Regions from separate parts of the Mus musculus genome. Here region 1 is linked to region 2. The links are chromatin contacts, found by Hi-C or POLR2A ChIA-PET in ENCODE. All regions are on one chromosome and are shown on one strand. Each heading gives the region's core, a stretch centred on a gene start or an enhancer-like site at or near the end of the contact. The rest is flanking DNA. Distances are from core to core; before and after follow the strand shown. Region 1 has its middle 31 kb from the start of Gm39834. Region 2 overlaps Gm39833 (a long non-coding RNA gene).

Region 1 (5,231 bases), core at 834-3,333, 260 kb before region 2:
TGGGGTCCCTTCCAGATTAATTCTCTAGCAGATTAAAAGAAAACAGACAACCTAAGTGATTTACTTTTAAAACCCATGCAAGAGGGATGGCTCAGCAGGGTGTTCTGACCTTGCTGAGGAGAGGACCTGAGTTCAGTTCATAGCACCCACTATGACAGCTCATGACTACTATATATAACTCCACCTCGTGTGTACTCTTCTGGTCCTTGCACACTCTACTCACGCGAAATACCTTCCCATAGAAAAATACTTAAAAAAAAAAGGTCTTTAAAAAAATCAGTGCAACGTGTGATATATTTATTAGGTATTTTTATCCACAAGTAGTTCTGAGTCGGGCTTAGGAAGGCAGACTCTGCCTCTTATCAGCTAGCTTTGCATCACCTATTATGGGATGCTAGAGCACCACCACTGGAAGGCTCTTAGAGGCCAGGTGGTAAACGCAGGCCATGGATCAGCAGCATCAGCATTACCTAGGAGTCTGTAAGAATTTCAAAGCCTGGACCTTACCTTACCCCAGGTTAGAATTTGCATCTTAATGAGATCCCCAGGTGCACATTAAAGTTTCTGAAACACAGCTGTTCAGTTGGTCTGGTTTTCCTTCAGATTTTCAAACAAAAGAAACCGCAGTCCAGAGAGAGCAAGGACAAGAGCCGGGAAGAGAATCTGACCTTTTTATTTTATGGCTTGTGTGTAGGACCATGCACCACCCACCTCCAGCATCCCGATGACAGCCGCAGCCCAGACTACCCCCATCTCAGCTCTGTGAGAGCTTCGGCATTCTTCATCAGGAAGAGAATAGTCTTTCTGAGTCTTCCTCCAGAAACTCCTCCCTCCCTTCTTATTCCCAGTATCCTCTAAGGATACTCAGCTTTCAAAATGCAGACTTCCAAATTTTCGTAATAAAATGAACTAAAAACTCTTTGGGGAGGAAAGTGATTTTCCCGTTGCATTTGTTTACTCTCGGTGAGCTCCTGAGACGGCTAACACACTAGTTGTTAATCACACCATCTGTTCAAACGGCACTGTGGAACCATTACATTCATCCTTTCTTCTTTTTACGGAAAAAAAAATTTCAGAACACTATGTTTGCGTCTGTTTTGCTCCATCACCTGGCAGTGTAGTGTAAGCTAGTTAATCTTTCCAGTTGAAAATAACTTTCAATTGGCAAATACGTATTTTTAATGTTCATATATCACATACACAGACTCCTCCCCCCCCCAAAATGTGTCCTTTGACATTCCAAACATGGAAAACGCTAAAAGAAAAAGAAAATCTGTTACAGACTGTATGCTTGTCAAAGTTTTAAGCATTTGATTATATTTAAATGAAGCATTCAGGACGATGATTTGTCTGACTGACCCGGAAAATATTTTCCCCGTTGGCCCTGAAGATGGCAGTGCTGTGCAGTTTAGAACAGCTCTTCGTTTCCCCCCCCCCCCCCCACCCCCCCGCCTCACCTCCCCCCCTAAGGAATTTCTGGAATGGCAGAAAGTGGGGGAGGATCCACCAGATCTGAACCTTCTAACACTTAGCACAAACCTCTCCTGAACCCTGGGACAATCTGGTTTGTCTTTCAGTCTCTTTGTTTTTGTTTAAGACTGTACCTTATTCGTTTCCTGTTTCCAGTCGCAATAGAAATGGGACTAGTTGAACGATTATTCCCATGTCGCGGGTAGCCAAGGAAGCGACTATAGCTTACCGAGAAGCTGGTTTGCAACAGCCTGCCTTTTTTTTTTTTTTTTCTTTAATTCTAACAAAGGCTTTACCCAAGATAAACTGAATACTAGAGGTTTTGAGAGCCCACTGGGACCACATCTCTGGCAGCCTCCCTCCGTCTCCTAACTCGGGACGCCTGTTGTATCACATTCTTTACATTTTATTAGCAGGGACTAGAAGAGTCGGTTTGGGGCAGCATATACCAAAGGCGGTCTCTTGACCCTGTCATTGTGAGGTGTTGGCGGGGAGAGAGAGGGAAGAGGCGTGTATATGCCTAACTTTGGGGACTCTTAAAATAGGGTTGTTTAACTAGCCAGAAAAGACTTATTGAAAACAAGCACACGAGGGCTCTTATGTGACATTCTGTCACCAATAAACCAGTAGTGCTTATGTCCTCTGAGCCAACTTCCCCCACCCCCACCGTGGCAAATGCCTCAGCAGTATCTAATTTAACCTTCACCACCACTGTCTGAGGCAGACACAACATCCCTTTGCTGGAGGTTTTTGCCTTTATACGTGGAAACTAAGGTCATGAGACTAGATAAAATTGTTGGGCTTTACATTTTGAACTCTAGAATATGCTGAAGCATTCATCGCCTTGAATTTTGGTTCAATGGAGAGATAACAAAATATTAAGCCCTTATCAATGAAGCATATTTGGTACCCACTTAATGATAAAGAAAAGGAGAGGCCAAGGCTCTAGTACGTCATTCTACCAAGGGCTACACAATTGCAGAGAAGCCAAGCCCCCAGGAAACATACCATTTGTTTTGAAAAAAAAAGGGGGGGGGTGGTTCTAGATAGAAGACTGTATGATGTTAGGCATCTTAATCTAGTGCAACATCTTTAAAGATGAGGGCAACTTAAGAATCGTTCCCTATCTTTTTTCAAAATTTCCACTTGGAGTTTTCAAAGTCAAAGTTTCCCCTCCCCCATCCATCTTGTACTACAAAACAACCATCTCTCTCCCCTTGTGGCGCCTCTCCTACCCCCCCTTCCCCACTTCTCTCCTCTCTCCTCCTCTTCTTCTTCTCTCTCTCCCCCCTTCTTTCCCCTTCCCTTCTCCCTCTCTCTGGCTAAGAGTGCAAAGCAGCTGGGGTGGAAGGTGAAAGATAAAAGCACAAGGATAATCTATCTGTTAGTATTTCAAAATTGTTACTGCGACCAGAAAGAAGGCAGTGTTTACCCTTCTCCCCCAAATGCCTTGGGCGGAGATCACGTCCTACAGAGATTAGACTAATTGGAGGCTGCTGAGGATAACTGGAGAAGCCCCAATCTAAGTCCTCTCAGTGGGAAATGGCTCCTTTGTTAAGGATCTAAGTTCACTTAAACTTCTTCTTAGAAGTTTGTTTTGAATAAAGATTAGATCAATCTGGGCATTTATGACCTCAAAATGAAATTTCTTCTTGGCAAGTATGCCATGGTTTACCAGATACTTGCTGGGAATGTCGTTTCTTTTCTTTTAAGTCCTTCCTTCAGAGTCTATCTTAAATCAACCTTGTATTTCCAGATCTCCTCTTGATCATTCCAGCCAGTGTTGCTCACCGCCCCTTCCCATTATCTACAGACCTTCCATTTTAGCAATTGGTTCACTTTCAGTTTAGAGACCTCTTTAATACTGCTAAGTTTTATTTCCTCTTCCAAGTCAATACAGTGTAGAGTTTGCGTTTGTTTTTTTAATTTTTTAATTTTTTTTTTATTTTTATCTTTGTGTCCTCTAAAACGTCATCTTGCAATGGATGAGCATCAGTTAATTTTGCGAGGAGACCGTTTCTTCTCTGGCACTCTATCACTATTGCATGCTTAACGCAATTATTTCTTCAAACAGTGCTGTACCACAGTTTTGTATTTGAGACCAAACCTCACACAATTACAGCGGAAAGTGTTAAATCTAGCCTCTTCACAAAGGAAAGGAACACCCGTATTAGACCTGTCCTGATGCTTCATGAGAGAAATGAAATATTGTCTTAGCCATGGCTTTGAAGGAAAGGTTGGGATACCTAGGCCTTTTTGGGGACCAGAGATTGAGAACTGTAGACACTAAATGTGTTAAAACAAAACAAACAACAGTATCTATTATATGGTGTTCTCTACTAAATGTTGTCTCTAAGTGTTGCCTAGAGATTCCCAAGGGGTTTCAACACAGCTCTATTAGAGAGCCTCTGAGTCTTTCTGGTGTGTGGGTCAGCAGGAGAATAGAGTTTCTTTTCTCTGTACTTTCTAAAGTGGCTACAGGATTTACAGTTTTTCTGCTAATCCTTTGTGTAAGACTCTATTTGAAATGAAGATTGTTTTGTTTTGTTGTTTTTCTTGCCAAGAGGCTATGGGGGCAGAGAGACACATGGTTCTGATATCTGTATTTTCAGTGGTCATTTCCCTTTATCAATTGTTTTGAAATTTGAAAATCTCTCACCTAAGCTGTTGGAAAAACATTTATCCACAAGGAAATGACTCCCAGAGATGTCCTCTGGGTGATGAGAAAAAAAAACAAAAAACAAAAAACAAAAAACAAAACAAAACAAAACAAAAACAGTGAGGCAAGCTCCAAGATGAAGAGGGGGCAGAATTTAGGTCTTGGAGGGCCTCTCCATGTGCCACAGCCTGGCTTCTTCTTATAAAGCTAAATGAAGATTCTATTTATGTGTGTGTACATCCCCTTCTATCTATACACATTTTTATATAGCTCTTATAGTTCTTTCTATATATGTTTCTCATCTCCAAATATAACTTTTTCTTGAACTGAATTAAATTATGAACCCTGGTACTTTCAAATTTTAGATGCTGAGTGTGGCGGGGGTGGGGTGAATGTGGCAAAGAGGGGGAGGAGAATACTAAAGAAAAGATGAGGTAATACCAAGGGCAGCATCTCCTTCTGCTACGCCCTGTCCTCACAGCTGCCACGCCCCAGAGCTGGACGTAGCTTTGCCCTATTTTATTAGGGATGATATTTCCAAGACTCACAACACAACCTTTGATAGTGTCTCAAAAGTCTGCTATAGCACCCCTATAATGTCAAACCAGGCTACAGAATTCTGATATTTAGATTATTTTCAGAAATTCAGTGTGTGGGGGGAGGGTGTTGTGCAATTTCATTTCAGATTCTGAACGTCTCCCACACTACTCCAAAAAATGACCTTTGGGCTATACTTGAATTTTTAAAATGCTCTGGGAAAGATCTCCCTGGCTCTTCTCGGGAAATAAAGACAGAATGGAGAGAGGTATTTTGCATCTATCGCCACAGTGGCGATGGCGGTGGATCAGTCACCACTGCCCCAGCTGCTGCCATGCTTCATAAAACCATCCCAAATGGGGCGAGCACACTTACCAGCGTGATCAATTCTCCGCTGCCACGCCACTTCTATTTATAATCTTGGCAGAGCTACAGATTTCAAGGGTTTTTAAAGATGGAGGAACTGTGCAACATGAAGTGATTTCAGCTCTCATCGTCTCAGAGTTTGAATTCAAGGGAGTAGGAATTTGCAGCCTCTGGATGACTTTTGAAGGAACACAGCTCA
Region 2 (5,931 bases), core at 1,504-4,003:
TACAGGGGATTTGTAATTTTAGTCTCACGAGTCCAACACATAACAGATGAACTACTTTTTAAAATACCCCCCACAGAGTTGATATTTGGGGGAAAAACATAACTTGCAGTTTAAAAATGCAAATACATTTATTTATTTTAAAAGAAGCAAAACGTGAAACGTCAGAATGGGCTGATGAGAAGCGAATGTTTCCCCGGTGCTGTTCATTTGTTTGCACTGGAGAGAAAGGCTCTGCTCACCAGGGCCACTTCACACAGCAGCGCTGACCTAAATTATCTTTTGCTTTCCATCTTGGTATTTGGCTGCACAAAAGAAATGTAAAAAAGAGAGAAAAGAATTTCTGCCAAACATTCGCCAAAAGTTGAGACTACTAATTCAGTAAGAATAACTTCATAGCTCTGTCATGCTATATTTGTTTGGATGGATGGATGGATGGATGGATGGATGGATGGATGGATGGATGGGCAGATGGATGGATCGATCAGTGGATTAATCAATGGATGGATGGATGGATGGATGGATGGATGGATGGATGGATGGATGGATGGATAGATTGATCCAGGAAGGGTCACATGTAATTGATATTTATTTACTTACTTAGACATGGTGTCATATAGCCCAGACTGGCCTTCAACTCCTAACTCTTTTGCATCCACCTGCAATTGCAGGCATCTGCTATCACTAACAACAACATCTGGCGTTGTTTTACAATGTCATGGCTTCATCAGCTCATTGTTAGAGCAGCATCATGGTTTAGATGACATAGTCTCGGCAGACAGGTGTAGTTTTGGAGGTGAAGTCCTTTGCTTCTACTTCTATTCTAACAATGAGGATGTGAGCCTCCAGCTCTCCTTAAAACCTTCTGCATTGCCAGGTCGTGATGGCGTACACCTTTAATCCCTGTACTCTGGAGGCAGAGGCAGGCCAGTCTCTGAGTTTGAGGCCAGCCTCCTCTACAGAGCAGGTTCCAGGTCAGCCAGAGCTACACAGAGAAACCCTGTCTTGAAAAAAACAACCGTCTTCTTTGTCTCCCTACCATCTGTTTCTATTATATATAATAAATATCACTGGAGCTTTCTTCCTAAGTTTCAAAGAAAAGGCAGAACAAAAAACCAAAATAATCAACCTCCTCTATCTCAACTTGAATTCTTTCTCTAATATTTCTTTTGTTTTTCCCTTTGAGCAATAGTTTTTATTTCTTCATCATTACAATTTACATTTCCCTGATTTGACTATAAAGCTCATGCAGAGCATAGCATAGCATATTTTATTTATTTATTTATTTATTTATTTATTTATTTGATATTTTCTTTATATACATTTCAAATGCTATCCCGAAAGTTCCCTATACCCTCACCCACTCACTCCTGCTTCTTGGCCCTGGCATTCCCCTGTACTGAGGCATATAATGTTTGCAAAACCAAGAGGCCTCTCTTCCCAGTGATGGCCAACTAGGCTGTCTTCTGCTACCTATGCAGCTTTCTTCCCCGGCATTTCTTTTCATAAATTGACATCATATAGGAATAAGATATGCAGTATACATTGTCACTAAATCATCCCTCCCCATGCTCTCCCAATGTCCAGTCTAATCCTAGTTTGTTTACTGTGTTCCTTCTCCACAAATCCAGGAGAACTGGGAAGACAGTTTATGGGGAGGGAAACAGAACTGAGAAAAGCTGGACTTCTCCTTTGCAGACAGTTGGTAGCAACTGGGGGGAAACTAAAACTCTTCACATACTCTTAGCTCATCCTAATGGTTACACTTTCCTGACTATCCAGCCAATGCCTAAAGCTGTTCACAAAACTTCTGGAAACTTAAAATCCCAAGCAGCGAGAGCTTGATAAATTGAAGACGCTCTTCACTTCCTCTCAAGAGCCTCGGAGCACCGAAAAACTCGCCGAGGAGAGCTACTGCAGCCGCTTTGCACAGCACATTTTTGCTGTAGAGATTTGGAGTGGTGTAGGTCGAAATTTTGACCCTAAGCACCGGGAAGTTCCCGCCCATGATGTGAATCCCGAGAAACATCTGGAGTCTTGTGCAGTGAATCTCTAAATCTTCATTTCCCCATGTGGTGCGCACACAGGTTGTACGTTATGATTTAATCAGCTGTCTTTAGAACAACAGGCACTTGGAATTCAAACACATTAGAAGGGATGGTGGTGTTTTGAGAGTAACAGCAGGACCACACTTCTGTCCCAGAGCAGCCCTGGCCGAGAGTTCCTAGGATCCTTTTACACTTGTACAAAGTAAACTTTCCTTCCTTTGGTCAAAGGGACAGGGCATGCGCTATCTCAAAGAAAATCCACTGCTCTTGCGCCTCGTGACTCACCCAGAGACTTGGTTCAACATTAGGTCACCGTGGAACACTGACTGTAGCAGAAACACATAAAGTCTCCAAACGGGGGAGAGGAGGACGCTATTCCGGAATCCTGTTGCCAGAGTAACATAAACCCAGTGTGTTTTCACAAGGAAATGAGTCACTTGTTTCTGTTGGCTAAAACTCTGTTTTCTTTAATTTCATATTTTAGCTTGTTTAATATATGCCGAAAGAGCCCAGGGTTTCCAGTTTTCAGACTGGGATAACTTGCTAATTAAAAGCTCAACAGAGGGTTTTGCATGGCAATTAAACCAAAGGGGATAAAAGGAACACTCTGGCAAGCAGAAGCACACAGGGAACCAGAACGGGGAAGCAAGAGCACTCAGGGCACAATCAGCTGTCCAGAGGGAACAGGAGGGGGATGTGCACCAGGAGGCCCCCAGAAGAAAACAACTCCAAAAGTCATCCACTGGAATGATACAGCACCCTCAGACCAAGTTAACATCTCCTTACCCGGATTCACTGGGTACTGGCATGTTTTTCTTTCTTTTAGATGGTCTACATTAGAAGGCATAGGAGTCACAAGGGCCACGAGATGCAGACTGGAATATAGGCAAGGAAAGGGAGAGCAACCATCTATGGGGCATCAGGAAGCAACAAGGACTGCGACATTCAGCAGAAAAGTCCTCAGTGTTTGGTATAGATGGCATGCATCTGGTGGTTGGGTTTATCCTGTGGGGTTCTAGATGAGGCTTTTTTTTTTCCTGAGATGCTAAAATATCATTTCTCAGTTTCCTAGGAAGGCTATCGTGTGTGTGTGTGTGTGTGTAATAAAAAAAGGTCAACCTTCCCTTAGACTTACTGTAAGTATCATACAGTTAGTTATATACAGAGCATCCCAGTAACAAAGAGGAGAGAGGGGGTGGGGGAAGGGGAGGGGAGGGGAGAGGAAAAGAGAGAAGGAGGGGAGGGGAGGGGAGGGGAGGGGAGGGGAGAAGAGAAGAGAAGAGAAGAGAAGAGAAGAGAAGAGAAGAGAAGAGAAGAGAAGAAAGAGAAGAGAAGAGAAGAGAAGAGAAGAGAAGAGAAGAGAAGAGAAGAGAAGAGAAGAGGAATCAGACCTGGATAATTTTTAAATGCCATCAGAGAGACTGGAGGAATAAATAGGGAAATGAAGCTTCAGTGTAAGGAAAGAAAGCTGGCTGATAGCCTTGGTTATAGGCAACAGTAGGGAAGCCAAAGGAAGAGGGGATTGGGGACAATATCTATAGTGATAGGATCCTTAGGAAGTCAAATGTTCCCATAAGGCAATAAGTGGAGGGTTGGTTTCAGGGGCTGCAGAAGAGATTCTTATCTACAAAGTAGGTAGTACTGACCTACTTACTCAAATGTTATGAAAAGCAAGCACTAAAACCCACCCGTAGTTATACAAGCTGACCATGTATTTGAGGAAAGACTAGCAGAAGGGGAAGTGGAAGCTGTATTTAGTATTTGACTTCCTTTCTAACATTTTTACTTGATATTCAATGCTAGGCTCCAACACCAGTATTTAAGATTCATAGAAAAGCTTTCTCCTCTAAACCAGAGAGTCCTCATGGCTTCCTCATTTCTGCCAACGTTGCTATCATTCTGTCTGTCTGTGTGACAATCTGTGTGACAATCTCAGACTCCAGAGCCGCCTCTGAGTCTTCCCTTCCCTTCCCTTCCCCCCTCTACCCTGCATTCCCTCCTTCTTATCTCCTTATCTCCTTCTCTGCTTCCCTTCCTCCCTCTCTCCCTCCCTCTCCCCCCCCCACACCCCCACATCCTATGTGTCTGATCACTCACCACCTCACCACACTTACAGGGTTTTGTGTAGTATTCTATTATTCTATTGTGTAGACATGCCTTCTTGACTTTTTTTTTTTTTTTTTTTTTTTTTTTTTTTTTTTTGTAGCCAAGTCCGTCCTTGTCCAGAACCCTGGCTGTCACTTCACAGCTCATTTATCACAGCCATTTTCTAACTGGTCTCTGCCTGCAGTCACTCACTCCTGCAATCCATCCTAGTGGTTACTGCAGATGGGCTGTTGTGAAATTCCACTAAACATGTGGGGTGGGGCTGTGGGGAGCTCAATCCTGCTCAAAGCTACCATGACATCCAAGTTTAGGTATGCAAACTAGTGCTCAAGTTCTCCATATTAATAGTTCCTCATTCACCCAGCTTCATCTTCCATGCCTCTCATCTGAAATCCTTCTCTCTGAGCATGTCACTCCCTCTCCTTTCTCCCCTCCCCCCACTTAAAGATGCTCCTCCCCCTGGAAAATAGCCCCACCCATTTCATTCCTACACTCTCAGGTCTCACCTCGCTGACCAGCTCCCTCCTCCCCAAAGCTTGCAGGTATTCTGCGCCATAATCCAGCTTATATTTATTTAAAATTTTTAAATATTTAAAAAGTGAATTTGGATCTTGTTCAAAAATAAAATCGTACCTTTCTAGACAGGTGTACTGGACTGTACCTGTAGACCAGTATACTCAGAAGGCTAAGGCAGGAGGATTGCTTGAGATAAGGAGTTGCTAACCTACCTGGGCAGCCTCTTGAGACTGCCATCTCAAAAATAAACTAAATGAATAAAGAATGCTTAACTTTCTGAAGAAAGGTCTTATTGGAGGATTCTATAGTTTCAGTGACATTCTATATTCTCAGTGAATACACAGCCTATAGTGAGTATTTCTTGAATAAAGAGGGTAATTATCTTAATAATGTCATCTGTAGCTTGTGAGGCTGAGTTGAATGTTTTTAATACATTTTAATGAGTGTGTTTTCAAGATGTTCATAACTTCCTTTATAGACATCATTTGTTCATCTTTCATGCATGTCTGAAAAATTTAAGAACATTAATTAAATGTCTAATCAATTTGCATCATAATTAGTTCCCTCCAAATCCTTATTTAGCACCATGGTCTTTTTTTTTTTTTCCTTTAGAAACATTTCTTTCTTCTCTAGATATTTTTCCTGCAACATCTGCATTTGTATTATGTAGGCTTCATTAATTCTTCATTTTATCCTTGTATTTTTAAGCCACTACTTAGCTTCTATAGTTTACACTAGAAAAGTACAATGTATATATACAGTCTTCTATTTTTTCTGTTGAATAGAGTAATTTACAAGAAATGACTATACGCATTTGCGACTTTGGCAGATGAAAGCAAATCAGCACCTGTATGAATGTGAGCCCATGCCCACAGACGCCATGAACACCTGTCTCTGCAAGGCTTTACTCTTGCAGTGCATTGCCAGACTTTTAAGAGGTTCTGTAAGTTTCATGAGTAGAAAAATTACTAATGGTAGCAGCTTTTAAATCACCCCTATTGAAGTTTAATTAATATAAAAATCTGATTACTTTTTGACCAATGCATATACCTATGCAGTCACTACCACAGCAGGCATAGAATATCTCCATGAACCACGAGGATTCCTCCTTCCCCTCTGTATCTAAGCCCTGTTTCCATTTTTAAGCCCTGACAACCAGCCACTGCTGTTCAGTTACTATAGCTCTCTACTTTCAGAACTTGATTTAAAGGGATCACAGAGTATACACTCTTCTAAACAGCTTCTTTTTTTTTTTTTATAGCAA

Evidence for each region. A loop is a pair of places that touch in the nucleus more often than their neighbours do. ChIA-PET counts read pairs that join two places held with the same protein, here RNA polymerase II (POLR2A).
Region 1: a map of heart shows a loop between it and region 2 (4-fold over the local background). The contact joins two enhancer-like sites. A Hi-C loop is called at or near these places in 2 of 37 maps with a recorded cell type or tissue (both heart). POLR2A ChIA-PET finds 5 or more read pairs at or near these places in 1 of 5 experiments (Patski).

The regions. Positions count from the first base shown.
Region 1 is chr2:61,398,627-61,403,857 of GRCm38, reverse strand. No RefSeq gene overlaps it. Among named protein-coding and RNA genes, the nearest start is that of Gm39834, 31 kb to the right of the region's middle. Within about 2 kb of position 2,083, at least 2 of the 3 ENCODE cell types and tissues checked have a DNase peak (open chromatin) inside an H3K27ac peak, as active enhancers do; they include heart, where a contact is called at or near this core.
Region 2 is chr2:61,135,558-61,141,488 of GRCm38, reverse strand. The region is part of intron 2 of Gm39833 (a long non-coding RNA gene); the gene reads right to left. Among named protein-coding and RNA genes, the nearest start is that of Gm39833, 11 kb to the right of the region's middle. Within about 2 kb of position 2,753, at least 1 of the 3 ENCODE cell types and tissues checked has a DNase peak (open chromatin) inside an H3K27ac peak, as active enhancers do; it is heart, where a contact is called at or near this core.